Linked DNA regions of Homo sapiens: region 1 is linked to region 2. A link is an interaction called in ENCODE POLR2A ChIA-PET data of the cell type or tissue named here. Cell type or tissue: OCI-LY7. All regions are shown on one strand.

Region 1 (2,500 bases), 82 kb before region 2:
AATGTCTAATATCCAAAATTAATAAAGAACTTAAGCAAGTTTGCCAGAAAAAAAAAACTAGGAAAAAAGCATGAACAGATGTTCTTCAAGAGAAGACACACATGTGGCTAACAAGCATATTAAAAAATGCTCATTATTAATCATTAGAGAAACGTAAAGAAAAACCACAGTGAGATACAATCTCATACCAGTCAGAATGGCTATTAATAAAAAGACAAAAACAAACAAACAAACAAAAAAAAACGATGCTTGCAAGGCTGCAAAAAAAAAAGAATACTTATACACTGTTAGTGGGAGTATAAATTAGTTCAACCACTGTGAAAGCAGTGTGATGATTTCTCAAAGAACTAAAATCAAAATTACCATTTGATTCAGCAACCTGAATACCCCAAAAATACTCTATATACCCCCCAAAATATAAATTATTCTATTATAAAGACACATGCAAATGCATGTTCATTGCAGCACTATACACAATAGTACTTGTGAGCAAAGACATGGAAGCAACCTAAATGTCTATCAATAGTAGACCGGATAAAGAAAACATTATGGCTGGGCGCGGTGGCTCACACCTATAATCCCAGCACTTTGGGGGGCCAAGGTAGGCAGATCACTTGAGGTCAGGAGTTGGAGACCAGCCTGGACACCATGTTGAAACCCCGTCTCTACTAAAAAATACAAAACAAATTAGCCAGGCATGGTGGTGCATGCCTGTAATCCCAGCTGCTTGGGAGGCTGAGGCAGGAGAGTCGCTCGAGCCTGGGTGGTGGAGGCTGCAGTGAGCCAATATCGTGCCACTGCACTCCAGTCTGGGCGACAGAGGGAGACTGTCTCAGAAAAAAAAAAAAAGAAGAAAACATATTGTTGGGTGCAGTGGCTCACGCCTGTAATCGCAGCACATTGGGAGGCCAAGGCAGTTGGATTGCCTGAGCTCAGCAGTTTGAAACTAGCCTGGGACAACATGGCAAAACCCCGTACGTACAAAAAATACAAAAAGAAAAACTAGCTAGGTGTGGTGGCATATGCCTGTAGTCCCAGCTACTTTGGGGGCTGAGGTAGGAGGATTGCTTAAGCCCAGGATGTTGAGGCTGCAGTCAGCCAAGATCACCCCACTGTACTCCAGCCTGGGCAATAGAATATCCTGTCTCCAAAATAAAACAAAATATTTAATAAAAACAAAATATGATATATAAACATCATGAAATACTGTGTGGCCCTAAAAAAATAATAATAAGGTTATGTCCTCTGCAGCAACATGGTTGGAGCTGGAGACCATCATCTTTAGTGAACTAATGCAGAAATGGAAAACCAAATACATGTTCTCATTTATAAGTAAGTGCTAAATAATAACACATGGCACCCTGGGAGGCAGAGCCCAGCAGATCAGTTGAGGTCAGGAGTTTGAGACCAGCCTGGTTAACATGGTGAAACCCTGTCACTATTTTTAAAAATAAATAAATTAGCCAAGCGTGGTGACAGGTGCTTGTAATTTCAGCTACTCAGGAGGCTGAGGCAGGAGAATCACTTGAACCTGGCAGGCAGAGGTTGCAGTGAGATCATGCCACTGCACTGTAGCCTGAGTAACAGAGCAAGACTCCATCTCAAAACAAACAAACAAAAACACATGGACTCAAAGCGGGGAACAACAAACACAGAGGCCAAGTTGAGGGTGGAGGGTGAGAGGACAAAGAGGATCAGAAAAAGTACCTATTTGGTGCTATGCTTACTACCTCAGTGACAAAATAATCTGCACACCAAAGCCTCACAACACAATTTTATGTATATAACAAATCAGCACGTGTACCACGAACCAAATATAAAAGTTAAAAGGAAAAAAAATCCATGAGTGGAGAATAGTGCAATGTAAGTGGATGGATTTGTTTGTGCTATCAGATAGTGGCCCAGGGGGGCTGTACTCTGATTTGTGTCCATGCAGGCAGATGAGATTATGAACAGGTTGGTAGAGGAAGCAGGTTGCTACTGCAGATTCAGTGTCTGGGGGTGGGGATATCCCCAGAGACATGTAGACACTTTTGTGGATTTTTGGCAAAAAATACCAGGATCAAAAATGTTGTGGTGAAATTCCTGAGGGTGGTTCCTAGTCCTGGGAGGGGTGTGGACACATCAATGTCTAGTGCGTATGTTTGAGAGTGGGTGGGAATCCTGTGGTGGCAGCTGTGGAAAAAAGGGGTCTGTTATCACAGCTCATTTCCTCTAAGTTGTCAGTTCTCGCTCACCCTGGGAGGAGACATGGAATCACAGGACAACGGGCAGTGTGACAGTCTGTGTACAGGAGAGCAGAGCCTCCCATTCCCAGACACCCAGAGTTCCATTCCAGGCCAGGCTTCTGTGATATCTTTCCTCTGGTACCAAATCTCTAGAGTTTGTGGAATACCAAGCAATTCTCTAACACCAACTAATTGTCTAACATTTGAATTCTGACACCACCCAGGGTCAGCACAGACCCTGATTCAGGGCTCAGTCCCACAACACTATCCTC
Region 2 (2,500 bases):
CTCAAACAAACATAATATAGGTTCACAAATAAATGTTGACATTAGGAGAATTTTTTTGACTTTTTACCTAGACAAGATTAAACAACCATTCACAATAAACCAACACCACAAATAAATAAGTTATAAAAAACACAAGGATAATATTCATAGAGGCAAACAGAGAATTATATCGGCAGTAGACATATGGTTCATATTTGACTTTGCTCCACACTGTCTTAAATTGTACAGAGATAAATATTGTCATACACAATATAAACATCAAAATACAACTGATTGGTGTGAGGTGGCATACCCTAAAATATCTAACTCACAGGTATAAAATTGCAGAAGAAAATTAAAACATGAAAGGTAAAACTTACTAGACACCATCAAGTACATCAATATATTCATGAAAGAAATCTTAGAAGAATATTGAAAAAAAAGTAATCCAGAGCTTTCTTGAAGACAAAAATGTCTGAAAACTTTCCAAATTTTGATGTAATAAAAAAAATCTAACTAATAATACTTGATTCACAATTGACTTCAAAAACAAGATAAAAATAAAGACTCTCCAAGATAAAAGGTGAGGATGTTTATTACCACTAGAACACTTCTACAAAAAAATGTTACATGGTTAATCCCAGCACTTTGGGAGGCCGAGGCGGATGGATCACGAGGTCAGGAGATCGAGACCATCCTGGCTAACACGGTGAAACCCTGTCTCTACTAAAAATACAAAAAATTAGCCAGGCGTGGTGGCGGGTGCCTGTAGTCCCAGCTACTCGGGAGGCTGAGGCAGAATGGCGTGAACCCGGGAGGCAGAGCTTGCAGTGAACCGAGATTGTGCCACTGCACTCGAGCCTGGGTGACAGAGTGAGACTCTGTCTTAAAAAAAAAAAAAAGTTTCATGGTGGCCAAGCACAGTGGCTCATCCCTGTAATTCTACAGCTTTAGGAGGCCAAGGCAGTCAGATCACTTCAAACCAGGAGTTGAAGATCAGCCTGAGCAACATAGTAAGACACTGCATATTAAAAAAAAAAAATGCTAAAATGAGTCCCTTATGCTGAAAAATGATGGACACCATTATAAAAACATTTATAAATATAAACCTCTTTATTATAAATGTATATAGACACATATTCTTTACTATAATAATGATGGTGCATAAAACCCTTAAACTTCTTCTACAGAATATGAAAAATGAGGCCAGGCACAGTGGCTCACACCTGTAATCCCAGCACTTTGGGAGGCCGAGGCAGGTGGACTGCTTGAGGCCAGAAGTTTGAGACTAGCCTGGCCAACATGGCAAAACCTTGTCTATACTAAAAATACAAAAATTAGCTGGCAATTATGGTGTGTGCCTTTAATGCCAGCTACTTGGGAGGCTGAGGCACAAGAATTGTTTGAACCTGGAAGGCAGAAGTTACAGTGAACCGAGATAACACCATTGCACTCCAGCCTTGGGTGCAATGAAACTCTGTGAAGACAGTGAAACTCTGTCTAAAAAAAAATTTTAAAAAAAGGTTAAATGAAATATTAATATATTAATAAATACACACATTTAAAAAATTAAGGCCAGGCTGGGTGGCTCACACCTGTAATCTCAGCACTTTGGGAAGCCGAGGCGGGCAGATCACCTGAGGTCAGGAGTTTGAGACCCGCCTGACCAACATGGAGAAACCCCGTCTCTACTAAAAATACAAAAAATTAGCCGGGCATGGTGGTGCATGCCTGTAATCCCAGCTACTTGGGAGGCCAAGGCAGAAGAATCGCTTGAACCCGGGAGGCAGAGGTTGTGGTGAGACAACATCGTGCCATTGCACTCCAGCCTGGGCAACAAGAGCGAAACTCTGTCTCAATAAATAAATAAACAAATAAATAATCAAAGCACGTCACTACACAATTAAAATAAACAAAAATTAAGGCAGTAAAACAGAAAAAAAACTACAGGAAACACATAAAACAATAACAAACTAGTAACTAATTTCCTTTCTTTAAACAATCAATTTAAATATAAATTAAACTATTCAATAGGAAGAAATTAATCCTAGGGTTTTGGGAGGCCAAGGGGGGCTATTCACTTGATCCCAGAAGTTCAAGACAAGCCTGGGTAACATGGCAAAACCCTATCACTACAAAAAATACATAAATAACTAGCTGGGTGTAATGGTACTTACGTGTAAACAGCTACTTGACAGGGTGAAATAAAAGGATCATCTGAGTTTGGGAGTTTGAGGCTGCAGTGAGCCATGATCACACCACTGCAAACCAGCCTGATTGACGAAGTGTAACAGTATCTTAAAACTAAATGAATAATGGCCAGGCGCGGGGGCTCATGCCTGTAATCCCAACATTTTGGGAGGCCAAGGTGGGCAGATCACCAGGTCAGGAGATCGAGACCATCTGGCCAACATAGTGAAACCCTGTCTCTACCGAAAATACAAAAATTAGCTAGGCATGGCAGCAAGCACCTGTAGTCCCAGCTCCTCAGAAGGCTGAGGCAGGGGAATCGCTTGAACCC

The links. Peaks named below come from ENCODE experiments on the same cell type or tissue, not always from the same donor. Only the 100,000 strongest peaks of a DNase experiment are listed, where the experiment ranks them.
Region 1: POLR2A ChIA-PET joins it to region 2 with 11 read pairs; 3 of 35 experiments call an interaction of 5 or more read pairs at or near these places.

What each region holds. Positions count from the first base shown.
Region 1 is chr7:64,907,579-64,910,078 of GRCh38, reverse strand. The region is part of intron 1 of ZNF273 (zinc finger protein 273); the gene reads right to left. Among named protein-coding and RNA genes, the nearest start is that of ZNF273, 5.6 kb to the right of the region's middle. In OCI-LY7, no CTCF peak of the experiment used is centred here; DNase peaks (open chromatin) are centred at 1,458 and 1,938; H3K4me3 peaks cover 1,819 bases; H3K27ac peaks cover 2,220 bases.
Region 2 is chr7:64,825,633-64,828,132 of GRCh38, reverse strand. All of the region lies in intron 3 of ZNF138 (zinc finger protein 138), which reads right to left. Among named protein-coding and RNA genes, the nearest start is that of ZNF138, 32 kb to the right of the region's middle. In OCI-LY7, no CTCF peak of the experiment used is centred here; no DNase peak of the experiment used is centred here.